Linked DNA regions of Mus musculus: region 1 is linked to region 2. A link is a loop called in an ENCODE intact Hi-C map of the cell type or tissue named here. Cell type or tissue: heart. All regions are shown on one strand.

Region 1 (8,000 bases), 100 kb after region 2:
AGCATTCACCTGATATTCACAACTCTCTGTGACTCCAGTTCCAAAGGATCCCAAAACATCTTCTGAACATGTCCTCTTGTGGACACCAGGCACACACGTGTACATGCAAACAAGACTTTCACAAATATAGAAAGCAAATAGAAAAAAAAACCCACAGAGTTCATCTATTTTTCTTCTTGATTTGGGTCAGCTTTCCAGAGGCCAACACTTTCGCACAGCCCTACTCTCTTCCTTTGCGACTCCTCTAATCTCAGCCTGCTCTTCAGCTGCCCTATACTATCTGCCAACTCAGAACCCTGCCAGTCGCCATCCAGTTCCCCTATCTGACCTTAAAACCCAGGGCCAGACCACACTGCCAGGGAAACCTTGATTCCAGCTTTTTAACTAAGTCCCTGAAGGCATTATGCTGTAGCAGCCAAGCAGAAGACCAAGGATAGGAATACCAAACAAACAGAGGAAATTCAAATCCCAGCTCTGCTATGAATTAGCCCCCTCCTAACATTGTAAACACCTCTGCTGGGAGAAGAAAGGGGACATGAACAAAAATTGAAAAATTACACCAACAAATGAACTCCATATAAGCAAATAAAAAAAAAGATGAAAAACCAAAATAACATGTCTCTTCCCTCCAAATATAGATCCTATAATAACAACTTCTAATGAAAAAAAATCACATAGACAAACTTACAAAGAATTCAATCGAATGACTATAATTATGGACAAACAATTCAAAGAAGACAAGGAGATAGTGAAATAAGGAAGTTAGTCTAAGTCATGAAAACAAAGCTTGAATTTCTGATGCCACGGTGTATTCAAATGCTAAATATATTCCAAGATTTGGTTGCCCTAAGATGAGCGAATTCATCAGCTTTTGCTGTGTAAATCTTGCTTCCCTCCCACCCCGAGAAGTTATTCTTGATTGGTTACTAAATTTGCTGACAACCTTTGTAACTCCTTCCGTGGGTGTTTTGTTCCCATTTCTAAGATTTGGAGCTGTGACGAAAGGATGGACCATCTAGTGATTGCCATATGCAGGGATCCATCCCATAATCAGCTTCCAAATGCTGACACCACTGCATACACTAGCAAGATTTTGCTGAAAGGACCCAGATATAGCTCTCTCTTGTGAGACTATGATGGGGCCTAGCAAACACAGAAGTGGATGATCACAGTCAGCTATTGGATGGGTCACACAGCCCCCAATGGAGGAGCTAGAGAAATTACCCAAGGAGCTAAAGGGAACTGTAACCCTATAGGTGGAACAACAATATGAACTAACCAGTACCCCGGAGCTCTTGTCTCTAGCTGCATATGTATCAAAAGATGGCCTAGTGGGCCACCACTGCAAAGAGAGGCCCATTGGACTTGCAAACTTTATATGCCCCAGTACAGGGAAAGGCCAGGGCCAAAAAGGGGGAGTGGGTGGGTAGGGGACTGGGCAGGGTGGGTATGGGGGACCTTTGGGATAGCATTGAAAGTGTAAATGAGGAAAATACCTAATTAAAAAAAATTTGCTGACAACCTGTAACTGAGCAGAAGAGAGGTACTTCAGTTCTGGGCCTGGGGTCTCAGGTCTGAACCAAGAGAGGGAGAGAAGAAAGGAGAAAGGAGTCACCTTGGGGTAGCTAGTGGATCCTGAGAATGTGGCCATCAGGGCTGGCCTGATGAAGCAGGAGCAGCACAAATGGAACAGATGCCCTGATGGCCACATTCCCAGAAGTGAAAATTTTCTGTGATACAAACATGGTAAAGGAATCTATAACTAGAAGCAGCTCTGTAGAGAAAACTAGAAAGAATAATTCATTGAAGAGAAGGATAAACACACCCATGAGGCCACAGGGAACAAATGAACAACACCAGGATAGGAAATAAAAAAGTTCTGAAAACAATATTACAAAACAAACAAAATGACAGGAATTAGTACACATTATTCAATAATAACTCTGATATTAATGACACCAACTCCCAATGAAAAGATAGACTAAGTTGCGTTCGAAAACAAATGTCTTAGTTTGGGTTTCATTGCTGTGAAGAGAAACCTTGACCAACACAATGTTTATGGTACTGGAGAAGGAGCTGAGAGATCAAGAACTACATCTTATTCTGCAGGAAGCAAGAAGTATATCATACTGGACATATGAGCTTGAGCATGTATGAGATCTCAAAACCTGCCTACACAGTGATACACTTCTTCAAACACTGCCACACCTACTCCAACAAGGCTACAAGATCTAATAGTTTCCTCCATATGGGCCAAGCATTCAAACACTTGAGTCTATGGGGGAGTATACCTATTCAAACCATCACAACAGGATCCATCTTTGTGCTGTCTCCAAGAAATATATTTCACCATCAATGATAGATACCACTTCAAATTAAGAGGATGGAAAAGGAATTCCAAGCAAGTGCAATTAATACACAAACAGGGAGAGCTATTCTAAAATCTGGCAAAACAAATTTCAAAACAAAATTAGTGAGAAGAAATAGGAAGAACACTTTATACTAACTAATGAAAAATTCATCAACAGGGATAGTATAACACTAAACATGTATATATAAAACACAAGGGCACCCAATTTTATAAAAGAAATACTATAGATCTAAAACCACAGATTGACTCCAACATAATGGTAGTGGGTAACTTCAATATCCTACTTCCAACAATAGACAGGTCATATCGAAAAAAACTAAACTGAGGAAATCTGAGTTTAATAACATAATAAATCATCTGCACCTAACAGATATCAACAGAGTATTCCATTCATACTCTAAGGACTATACCTTCTTCCCAGCAGCCCAATGAACATTCTCTAAAAATCAACCATGTATTAGAGCACAAAACAAGCCTCAACATATATAGAAAAGTGGAAATTAATCCTGAATTCTATCTGAGTACCATGCAATAAAGCTATATAGCAACCATAAAAATGACAGAAGGAAGGAAAACTCATGGGAGCTAAATGTTATATTGAACCATAACTGGGTCAAGGAAGGAATCACAAAAGAAAATTAAAAAACTCTTAGAATTGAATGAAAATTACAACACAACATACAGCTATCTATGGGGCACAAAAGGCAGTCCTAAGATGAGAGTTTACAAGACCAAGTGCATACATATTTTTTTTCAGAGTTGAGGGAATTTTTGAAAATATAAACTGTAGATCCAAATATTTTGTTAGACACAAGTACAAAAATATTTTCCAATAGGCTGTACCTATATAATCATCCCAGACTATCATATCTAATTTCTTCCAAAGCACTCGGAAAATTGTTTTCTCTTTAAGACAAAAATTATTGTTTGAAGAGAGAACTTCCTAGGCAAGTCAGCAAAAATATTGTTCTTGTGTCATTATACAGACAACTTCCATGTATCTTAACAAAACTTCACAATGAGACTGAGGTCACATGACAAGATGGGTAAGTGCTGCATTTGTTTTGCTGGAAATGATTTTCTATTTTTGCTTAACTCCTATGTGTTCTCAAGTAACTCTAATTGCAAAATACACACTGGCTATCATTCATTTTAAATTGGGTTAGGCCGAATATGCATCCTGTTAGCTTGTATTAATTGCACACGAATGAAGGTCTATGTGCTATTTTAACACATGCAAACACCATGCAAACCATGAACTGATAAGATCAAGCCTCTGTTTATATACGTGTCTTCTCTTCACATTCAGATCAACTTTTGTTAGTTCCCACATGTGTGATAAAATATACAGATTATGTCTTTTTGTGTCTATTTAATTTCTCATGAAGTTCCACAGCTCTACACATTTTGTTGAAAATGAAAAATTCTCATTCTCCTTTGTCGTTAACAAATAGTCACTTGTGGGAATACACTACATTTTCCATTTATTTGTCTGTATTTGCTTATAGGCACTAAGGCTGATTTCTTTGCTTAGCTATTATGCTCAGTGCTTTGAGTAAATATGGGTGAATGCATATTTACTTTAGTTTTCCTTTTGAAAACTCACCAAACATATTTGGATATCTTACTAGGCAAATAAAAATAAAGCATGAGATCAGCCAGTGGTGGGTTAGATTCTTCCTCCATCATTTACTAGGTGGGTGAACTGAGCCAAGCAATTCAATTTCTCAGCTCCTTTAACTGCCAGACGCTAATAATAGTGATCTCCTGGGACCTTTGTGAAGACAGTAAGTATGACAGTCTCCTAAGTGCCCTCTGCCCTCATCAGGAAGAAGGTGAATAACTACTAAGGCTCTCTGTCATTACATTTTGACACGTGGGCATTCATTCATATGTTGTAATTTACTTTCAAAGAACTTTGCCAGAAGTGATAAGGAGATACTGATTTAGAACGCACCATTGCAGCTACTGTAGTAACTATATACTGTGAAGTTTCATCTCCTAAGCGCCAGTGTTCACATTCTAGGCTGAATCATTCTGCATATTTAAAAAGAAACTCTAGAAAACTATAAGTTTTAAAAATTCCCTTGAAGTAAATTATGCAATATAAATATTGGACACATATTCATTCTCATTCAGAAACAAGGTTTGTAATAACTTAGAAAAATATTGGTCAATATCCCCACCTACTGGTTACTCCACACTACAGAAATTTTTAATTAGTAAAAGAACAGCAAAGTCTTATTACTCTCAATATTAATAAGTGCTCTTTATTTTAATAAATTTCTAACAATATTGATGATAACTAACCTTTGTTCAACTTTTATGCATACTATGAAAAGATCACAAAATAATTTAATCACAAAATATTCACAAAATAATAGAACCACAAAATTATATTTTGACTGGGTCAATATAATCTAGTGAAGAAGTAGTTTCCACTACTACTATTACGAGAAATTCACTGCTCAACATACATCCTGAATGTACAATATTCTATGTCTGGAAGATTACAACATCCTATGAAGTGGCCTTTCTGTCTTTATTTTCTACCAATACTATCTTGTTCTTTCTTAACAATTTTCTCATGGTGATAAGAAAGAAATGAGTAGATTTTAAATTAAAAGAATATGATATGTGACAGCTATATATATATTTATAGGGTACAGTGTGGTAGCTCATTCCACATATTCAGCTTATGATGATTAAATCACAGAACTTGTCTTTTCCATCTCCAGAAACATTTATTATTCCTCTATGAGTCTTTTACTGTTCATCTCATACTTCAAAAATAAAAGAGATGGGGCTAGAGAGATTGCTCAGATGTTAAGAGCACTTCCAGAGGTCCTGAGTTCAATTCCCAGCAAACACATGGTGATTCACAAACATCTGTATTGGGATCTGATGCCCTCTTCCAGTGTGTCTGAAGACAGCCACAGTGTACTCATACATAAAATAAATAAATCTTTTAAAAAAAAGATTTAATACATTGTTATAGACAAAACTCATCATGCTGTGCTATGGAAAACTAGGATTTTAAAAGAGTGTTTATTTAGACACATTTGTATGTGTATGGGGATATGTGTGCAAGCCCCCACAGAGGTCAGAGGCATTGTATCTACTGCAAGATGGAGCTATAGTTGGTTATGAGGTACCAGTTATGAGTGCTTTCTGGGGTCCAAAGTCAGGATTTCTGTAAGATCCACAAGTGCTCTTAACCATTGAGTCATCTTCTCAGCACCAAGAAACTAGAATTTATACCTCCCATTTAACAGTATTTCAACTATAGCACATTACGAAGCACAGAGAAGGTGATAACTGTGTGAAGTCACATATAGGATGAAAGAAAACCCTTCTGAACTATCCACTAAAGCCTTAAATTTATAATACATGAAAAAAATCAGTAATAAAGAAGCAACTCAACTCAAAACTGGGCAAATGGTCTGAACAAATATTTCTCAAAAATATATAAAATGATTAAGAAATGTGTGACAAATACTCAATATTACATACTTATTATCAGGAAAATGCACCTCAGAATCATCGAGATCTCTCATCTTACCCTATTTAGAATGGCCAAAATCAAACTACAAAAATGCTTAGGGAGGAAAAATGTGCAGAAAAGGGAACACTTCTGCCTTCTTGGCAGGAAAATAAATCAATATGGCCACAATTGATACATAATTGAAGATGGTATGAATTTTGTTCAAGAAATAAAAAAATAAAAAATAGAACCACTATATAATCAAACTATAGCACTATTTTATATCTATCCAAAATAAACATGATCAATACACAAAAGACACCTGTACTTTTTTTTTTTTTTTTTTTTATGTTTAGCCAAAACTCTGGGTCAACTAAATAGATTATATTTCTTTTAAAAAATGCTTTTTTCACCAGGCAGTGGTGGCACATGCCTTTAACACCATCACTTGGGAGGCAGAGGCAGATGGATCTTTGTGAGTTCAAGGCCAGCCTGTTCTACACAGAGAGCTCCAGGACACAGAGAAACACTGTCTTGAAAAACCAGATAGTAATAGCAATAGTAATAGTAATAGTAATAGTAATAGTAATAGTAATAGTAATAGTAGTAGTAATAATAGTAATGTTTTTCTGATAATTTCATACATGAGTTCAAGGCATTTTGGTTACATCCATTTCTCCCTGCCTTCCCTTCTATTTTTTCCATATTTCTCCACACATACTCTTTTAAATTTATGTCCTATCATCTATCTATCTATCATTCTATCATCTATCTCTATATAAGGCTAAGTATTTAGAAGGCAGTTGGATACTAAGAAAATAGACTTTTAAAAACATTATAAGCCAGGGCCAAAAAATGGGAATGGGTGGGTAGGGGAGTGGAGGGGGAGGGGGTGGGAGACTTTTGGGATAGCATTGGAAATGTAATTGAAGAAATTACGTAATCAAAAAAAATCAATGAAAAAAACATTATAAATAACCATAGATATGGTGCTTATTTATAATCCAATTTTATAATCCTAAAACGTACTTATTAGCTTGGAACAGAAAGATCCTAATTCTGAGGCTGTTGTGTCCGGAAATGTTCATAAACTCCCAAAGACTACCAAGAAACTGATTTCAATGTAATTGCATTAGGGTCTCTTTATTCAAGCTGGAGTTTGGGCTACCCACCAACTCTGACACAGCAGGAAGGTAGAGTCCTGAACCTAGTTTTAGGCAATAATTTATAGAGGCAGTAAGGGGGGGGGGTATCTAGCCTGATACTCATCTGAATGGAGGGGTCATTGTGGCCTTTAACATAATTGGCTGGTGCAGGAAGCTAAACCATAAACTTAACTTCTGTTTTTCTCCTGATTGGTAGTTTTTAGGAAGTGAAGTGCAAGGAGCATGATTGTAACCTGGGGGTGCAGATTTGTTAGAGAATGACCTGGAAACTAGTGCTAGACACAGGTCTTGTTTGGGGGGGGGCAAACTGGAAACTGGTGCTAGATGCAGGTCTTGTTGAGAGGCAGTAATCTAGAAACTGTTGCTAGGTACTGTCCTGTTAACTTGAGTTCAATCTTAGATCAGATTCTCTAAGATGGAGTCTGAACCCAAAAGATCTGTTCTCTCAAGGCCAGTCTGGACTATATAGTGAGACCATTTCTTAAAAAGAGATAATAAAAAGTCTTATAGCTAAGAGGGTTTGTGAGAAAAAACAAACAAACAAACAAGACCAAACTCGTAATTTGTAAAGTTGATTTGAGAGCATTCATCATGTTATCAAAGCAAATGTCCCCCCTTTATTAGCTAGACATGTTACAATTTAAGGACTGCAAAAGGATATTATATATATATATATATATATATATATATATATATATATATCCACATTCTAGACCTTAAGTTTCCACCTAGATCCATAAGAGAATGTTATGTATAAGGAATTAAGGGATGTCTTAGTTACTTTTATACTATTGTGGTAAAGCAACACCATTTATAAAAGAACTTAATTTAAAGCTCACCCTTTCTAAGTGTTAGAGTCTATGACTATCATGGACAACATGGCAGTTGGCAGGAAGTTAGCTACAGGGCTAGAGCAGTAGCTGAGAGCTTACATCTTAATCCACATAGGAGGCATAGAATGAATTTCTTTTAAAACTTC
Region 2 (8,000 bases):
GTCCCCACTGCAGCTGTTGGCATTACCAGCTAAGTTTCCAGGTTTTCGGCACCAAAATGATATGTTATAATGGCAGGTCGAGTCTCAACAGCACACTAAGCCAAGATGGTTCCACTTGGAAGAGGTTTTATTGGGTGAGAGAGAGGTGGCAACAGAAAGAGAAGAGAGGGAGAGAGGGGGATTCTCCTTATTTACATGGAAAATGCAGGTAAAGGTGGGAGGTGAGCCAAGTGGAAGCTGGGAATATGGTGCCTGTTGCCTTGGCAACCAGTCTGCATGTTGTTGGTCGCACTGTCACTTATGTGATGACATAGGTTTGGGAGGTCTTGATGCCAACACCATCAACCAGGCAGCATACACCAGCTGATAAGAGGCTCCCAACACATACAAAACAGAGGAATGCCAGGTCTGGACTTTGAGAAAATACCCTCAAGACTTGGGGCAGCAGGTAGTGGGGAGGTCTGGTGGGATGGGATTAGGGGTGGGGCATCCTCTTGGAGATGGGGTGGGGGCGTGGAGGAGGTGTGGGATGTGGAATAGTTTGAGGGGGAACTGGGAGGGGGATAAAGTCTGGAATGTAAAAAAAAAAAAAAAGATTTAAAGAGTAAAAAAAAAAAAACAAAACAAAACAAAAGACCAAGAAATAAAAAACCTATGGCATTATTCCAAAATATTTCAAAAATACTGATTAAGAACATATTGGAATATATCAAATAATATAAGAGCAACAAACACTCATATAGAAAGAACCCACAACTTTATGCCTCCCTTTCCACAGTTATAACATAATCTTGAAACTTTCTTTTTGCCAACAACAGAAAAATACCAAACCCTTTGTCAAAAACAACTGAAACTTCAAACTTGCTCTATACTGGAATCTAGTTTAAGTAACAACTATCACACAAAAGCTTCCTGTTGGATTTGGATGACAAGCATTGGCCACACACACAAATTAGGCAATCTACCGAGATATAAAAGCAATCTCACTAACTTTACCACTGTAATTACAACAGTTCTATTTCAATGTTTAATTTTTAAGAGTGCATTATTGAAGCAACCTTCTAGAAATTGTCAATTACCCTTATCAATCAACTTCATTCTCACAGGAGATTAGGCACAGAATCTAAAATGCCATGTTTATACAGTTCATAACTTCAGCCATTTATAAAGTCTCCATGAAGAAGGAAAGTTTGGAATCCTAGTATTCACAGCACTGAAGTGACCTGACATTTTGAGTTAGCCATAGTTAAGCTTAATATGAAACATAGTAGTAAAGTTTTCAGTAACACTTACTGTAACTTATATAACCTGACATTCCCAGAGGCTTTTTATATTGAGAAGTTTGCAGTAATTAGAATACCAATGAAAACATCAGAAAGAAATCATCAAATATAACTGTTTTGAAGAAAACAATTTTAGTACCTACCTGTGACAGGTACAACAAGGGAAGACCTGCCCGTTTTCATTTTTTTTAAGTGTGAATTAAAAGTGTGTTTGCCCCTGAATAGTGGAGTGCTGCATTCCATTGATTTTAGTGTTACTGTGCAAAGATGGTGAGAGAGAATTAGTTCTGTGTGTATTCCCCAGAGCATCTGCATTTCTGGTGCTGTGCTGCAACTGTTGCCTTTTGCTGTCTCTGATGTCTTTCTTATTCTTCTCTGACCTCTTCTTCTGGGCAGAATCTAAAGAAAGCCTGTTAGCAACACTGTTGCCCACAGGTATAAAGCAAACCTGTGTCTTTAAGGCACCATGACAGCTATGCTAAAATCTTCATTTGCACTGTGTTTATTCCAGCTGCTCAGTCCATTTGCTTTCCCTTCATTTTCCTCTCTCAATTTCTTAATTATGTAATTTCTAAAGAATAAAAATTTTAAGTTAATGTACCTAACTTGAAAGCTTAAAATACAAATTCTCTTTGTTACTGTTTCCCTCTTAAGTATTAGAAAGTTAGACCATCAACATTATATTTGTTTGAACAAAGGATAATTCTTGTCCAAACTAAAGACATGAACATTGTCTTTCTTTTCTTGTTTTTCATCTTTTTTAAAAATAGGGTTTAAATTGCCTGCAAGTTAAATGACCTTATACTGACACTTATCAAGTACTGAAATTACAAGCACACACATGTATATCCACTGGTGTTCTGTAACTTTCTCTAAAAGATTAACTAGAACCTATCACCTCAAACATAGGAGTTGCCATTTATTTACTATGTGAAAAACATATGTTTTTCATAAAATGGACAATAAGTTTTCCCTGAGTCTCTGCTCCTGGTTTTACATTTGCTTTTTATATGAGCCATTATATAACACATTAAACCCAATACCACAACATATAGGATTGAAGTCCTGTATTCAAACACAAGTCAGCTGGCTTATTAACATTCCAGATGGTATGATGTAAGAATCAGGTATGCAGTATTAAATCAGTACAATTTTTTACAAGAAAAATGACAACACTTGAACAATTAACTAAAAATTGTTTATTTAGTTGCAACAGATATACAAAGCCAATCTTGGTCAAATATATGGTCATAGGCTTACAAATGCAGGATGAATGACAAATACTATACTAAATTCACGTCCCGGCTACTTACATGTTTTTTTTTTAAGTAGCATTAATAAGTACAAAATTTGTTTGTCTAAGTAACATTAATAAGAACACTTCATTTGTCTTCTTAAAGCTTATGAGTAACAATATCCAAAACTGGATTATACCAGTAATTCATTCTTTCAAATGTCTGTGTACAGTGTTACTCTAATTATACTTTCGACTCCAGACTGAGAGTCAGAGTATAGCCCTACCAGATGTCTTAAGACCCTCACCCTGGTGCCAACTTGACTTCTTGGTAATGATGCTCTGACAAAATAGAAAACTCATAGAAGATAGATCCAAGAACAATTGAACAAAATCCCACCCACTTCTATCTGTCTCAGGCTCTGGCTGAATCTTTCATGCACTATGACAGCCAATTCTGAGTACATCCAACTCTCATAAAAGACAAGTGAAAGAAGAACACAAACTGAAAATAATTAAAAGAAAGCCTATTTAGTCCCAAATCAGAGGAAGCTTGCCTGTTAAGATAAAGGATAGAGTAGGAAGTAAAGACCCACTTAAATATATTTTAAGTGTATATTATACTAGCCCTTACCAAACACCCAGAAGTCAACAAAATGATGTAAGTATTTTAAAAAGAAAAATCAAGCTGAGTGCAGGACTTAAACCCCAGCACTCAGAGACAGAGCGTAGGCAGATCTCTGTGAGTTTGAGGGCAGCCTGGTCTACAAAGTGAGTTCCAGGACAGCCAAGGCTAATCAGAAAACCCTGACTCAAAAACAAAACAAAATTCTGACAGCTTTCCTGTGTAAAGCCATTATGACTCTACATAATCAATAGTAGCATATCTAACAAAAAATGCATGTATTACTAGCAAGAAAGTACACTGTTAACGATGCATACTCTATGCTGTTACAGCAGACTAGACGAATGCACATTTGGAAAACAGCTGTGTAAGAAATATATGAAAAGCCACTATGAACCAGAACAACGTGACCGGGAGAAACCACAAGGAGTCTTAGAGTTGGGAAATACGTTTAGTATTCTATTAGATTTGCCCAATCTAAACATATGACTTATAATTAAAATATTTGGACTGTGTGTTATTTATACAGGCTATTAGGGATGGAAATTTTAGCAACAAATTGGTGCACCTTATGTCCAGCTTAGACTCGAACTAACCTGAAAAGAAAATCCACCCCCTAGCCCCCCTTCCCCCAGTATAAACAACTAGGGCTTCACTCTCAAGCTGTGTCCGGGTGGAAATTACACATATAATGAATCTAAGGGGTCTACAGAGAGCTAACTGAGAGGCTCCCACCCCAAGCCCCAAGTAAACCTAGGCAACAAGCGGTAACAACGCAACCCTGAGCTGGGACACAAGGTGGCGCCAATGTCACAACATAGTTTGGGTTCGCGGAGCCTGAGAGAAAAACCAAGGACCCAAAGTAAAGGCTGCCTGAGAAGCAGCGTTCACAACTGAAGATCAGTAACTGATAAAACTGCAACTAACTTTCCAAAGCTTTCTCACGGACACAACGGGCTGATAAAGGCATCTCGGCCCCAAGCCAACCTTCCCGTGCACATTTTCTGATTTCTGATATCCCCCCCCCACCCCACCCCCCTTATAAACAAGGCACAGGACAGCCAAACCAGCTCTCCCAACTACTTACACTGCAGGCTGCCTAAGAACAATACACCTGCCACAGGCTACATCCCAGACTAAAGGCAGAGAGGGCTCAAAGCCGCAAAAGCCAAGAGTCTTTGTGCAGTCAGCCCCTCCTTACTAATAAAAGAATCCGAAAGGACCACAATTTCCTAAATCGAACACCAGAGGGAACCAAAGATACAAGAAACTCCAGACCAAATAATAACACTTAAAACAGTAATTAACGCAATCTCTTTCTCCTTCACTTCCTCCCATGCGAGTAAGGTTCTATAGAGAATTAAGGAGTTTCTTAACTAGTGACTGTAAAAGAAATGATTTGGGTTTTCTTTTTAACAATCTTAGATTCTCAGAGTATATGTGACCAAAGTCTAAGAAATTAAATTTGCCAAGGTTCATTGAAGAAACGTTTGCATTTTCTACAGGCTAACTCTAAAAGCTACACCAGGATCCGCTCTGAAGTAACACTTTACCAGCAAAACGTGTAATTATAAACAGTGTGATATGCCGCCCCCCCATTAAGCAAAGCAAACATTTTGATTGATTACTACTTAACTTTAACTCAACCAACCTGTCCTATAATAGATTCAGTCATCCCAGAGACAACAGCACAATGCCACAGTAATGAAAATGCAGCTCTACCTTTTGTCTATATAACAAGGAGCTACACTAAGGACTGAAGAGTGCTAATGTGCACATACATTAAGAGCCATGGCCCCAGAGAAATAATGTGAAATCATCTAAACCAGGATAAAGACAACCAGGCAATCAGGTAGTGCTGTATAAACAGGGATCTTAAATGCTAAACGACTGCATATATATATATATATATATATATATATATATATATATATATATATATATATATATATATATAAACACTGACATACATACTGAGAACAATTTCCTGAGGGGGCAAACATACACAAAAATAACCATAAGAAGACTCAAAATTAAGAAAAAAATTGGGACATAATACCCAATAAACAAAGAAAAGTGCTAAAATGAACACAAAGGAAAAATCTAGATTGGGTAAATGAAAACTTAGAGAGAGGTTATTTGGAATCAAATAAAAAAGGAAAATAAAATTAAATAAATAAATAATTGGGGGGACAGAAACTAATAGAACAGTCTCACTAGGCAAATAAGTGGCCGAGTAGTTGTCTTAGTTAGGGTTTTATTGCTGTGAAGAGATACCATGACCAAGGCAAGTTTTATAAGGAAAATATTTCATTGGGCTAGCTTACAGATTCAGAGGTTTAGTCCATTATCATCATGGTGGGAAGCATGACAGCATGCAGGCAGACATGGTGCTGGAGAAGGAGCTGAGAGTTCTATATCCTGATCTGTAAGCAGCAGCAGGAGACTGTGTCCACACGGGGTGTTATTCGAGTCACAGCACCATATAAAGTGTTTGTATAAAAAGAGAAAGAGAAAGGGAGATAGTCTATGCCTCAGTGGGGCCATGCGAAGACATCCCTTCCCCCTGAGGGACCAGCCACAAGAAGGTATAGTATAGAATAGAGCTTATTCAGGGCATGGGGAGGGGAGTCAGGAGTTAGGAGGGTAGAAGAGGCAGGGAAAGGCAGAAAGACAGAGAGAGAGAGAGAGAGAGAGTGTGTAGAGGCTGACCATGAGCATGTAGAGAGAGGGGGGAGGGAAAGGAATGGAGGAGGTGAGGGAAGAGCAAGGGAACAAGGGAATAAGAGCCCTAGAAATCAAGAAAGAAACAAGAGAGGGAGGAGGGGGCAAGCAGTCCCTTTTATAGTGGGTCAGTCCTACCTGGCTGTTGCCAGGTAACTGGGGGGGGGGGTGGAGTTTAGACAGAATGCTAATATTGGGTATAGCTTGACTATATATTACTACCTCAAAGCCCACTTCCACAGTGACACACTTCCTCTAACATGGCCATACATAATAAGGCCAAACCTCTTAATAGCACTACTCCCTGTGGAAAAGCATTCAAACACACGAGCTTATGATGGCCATTCCTATTCAAACCATCACAGTAGATTAATCTTCAAACAAAGTTCATAGCTAAAACTACATTAAAAATTAAAATTTCCAGATATCTTCACCAACCCACAAGACAAACTACTCATCGATTCCAAAGATTAGACCCAGGAAGGGTAGATAGAGCTGGTAAAAGAGACAACAAAAAGGGGTAATTAAGTGACTCAGAATTGTGACCTTTTCCTGACTTTCTCTGACAAAACCAAATATGTTTTCTGCTATGTATGTGCCCTTTCTCAAGCAAGAAAGAACATCAGATCCGTTCTTGGGGAAATCACAGCATGCACCCCAAAGGACCTCAGGGCCAACCCTAATCCTGAGTTTTTGCATGAAGACCCTGAGAGATGAAGTGAAGTCTGGGTTGCTGGACAGACTCCAGGATGTTGGAGTTGCCAAAGCTGTGAGACATCTGCCAGGGAGAGTTGCTTACACTGAGTGGAGCCAGCATGTTAGAGATATATTCTGCAGGCAAAAAGATGAAGGGATGGAGCCATCTAAGCCCTGTGATATCACATACTAAGCTAGAGCACTGCTTTTCAACCTTGCTAACACTGAATCCTTTTAATACAGTTCCTTGTGTTGTGGTGACCAACCCCCAACTATAAAATTGTTTTTGTTGTTACTTCATAACTGTAATTTTGCCACTGTCATGATCATAATGTAAATATTGGTTTTCAGATGATATTAGGCAATGCCCTAAAAATTCACAGCTGGGAATTGCTGACCTGGGGATTTGGCATTTACATAATGCCTTATCAGTCTTGCTTGGTCCAGCATTTTCTGACTATGTTCCCATTTCTCCTTTAAGGAACATTAAATGTATATCCGGTTCCATTGTAGGTTGAAATTAATTCACTTTTAGAATTCATAGGGTTTTACTGAGACTGTGGAAGACTCTTGGGGCTTTTGAAATGGGGTTTTAATTACAGTTTCCATTATAATAATGGCCTCTGAGCCTTCGGGACTGGCTTGAATGAGAATGTCTCCAAGAGGGTCAAATATCTGAACCCTGGTGGTAACTTTACAGCTACACCTTGCTAGGGGCAGACTATGAGGCTAGCACATAGACAACCCTCAATTCCAGTTCACTCTCTCTGCTTCATATTTGGGGTTTAACATGTAATCTTTCAGCTCCTTGCCATGATGGTGTCATCTCTCTGGAAGCACAAGCCAAAATAATCTCTTCCATAAAAATGCCTTGGTCATGGTATTCTATTACAGCAACAGAAAAGTACATAATATAGACTATAAATAATTAATGATTAAAACATTTTTTTCTTAATCTTAAAAGGTTCATGATAAAATTGGGCACCAGAAGAGTAAAAAGTACTCAACACTTGTAACCATTAATGTAGATAGCAATTCCACTAAATACTGCAGTCAGTGTCATCCTCCTGCATAGCAGAACTGCTCCTCCAGCTTCTGGATGCTGGCAGCCATGTACTCATCCTACAACCAAGAAAAGGCAACGCGATAAACAACAGTTACAGCTCCCTGCCACACAATTAACTTTAAAACCACTGACAGATTCACAAATACAGTCTCACTTTTTTAACCCTAAAATAATTAGGGTCCACTGTTCTGATTATTTTGTCTTTAAAGTAAAGCTATAGGTGACAACTAGTGGTATTCATTGTCCAAACTGCAAACGGCCCGTTTTTACTGGTTATTAAATTTTGTATGTTCACTGTACTTTTTTCAAAAATTAGACACATGAAAAGAAAATGTTTACTCTATGCAGATGATTAACTGATAGCACTATGTA

Evidence for each region. A loop is a pair of places that touch in the nucleus more often than their neighbours do. Peaks named below come from ENCODE experiments on the same cell type or tissue, not always from the same donor. Only the 100,000 strongest peaks of a DNase experiment are listed, where the experiment ranks them.
Region 1: a loop joins it to region 2, with 3 times the contacts of the local background. A loop is called at or near these places in 16 of 42 quality-filtered maps.

What each region holds. Positions count from the first base shown.
Region 1 is chr10:51,652,961-51,660,960 of GRCm38, forward strand. No RefSeq gene overlaps it. Among named protein-coding and RNA genes, the nearest start is that of Rfx6, 21 kb to the right of the region's middle. In heart, a CTCF peak has its summit at 4,579; no DNase peak of the experiment used is centred here.
Region 2 is chr10:51,549,597-51,557,596 of GRCm38, forward strand. No RefSeq gene overlaps it. Among named protein-coding and RNA genes, the nearest start is that of Gm46224, 26 kb to the left of the region's middle. In heart, a CTCF peak has its summit at 3,934 (motif pointing right); no DNase peak of the experiment used is centred here; H3K4me3 peaks cover 718 bases; H3K27ac peaks cover 406 bases.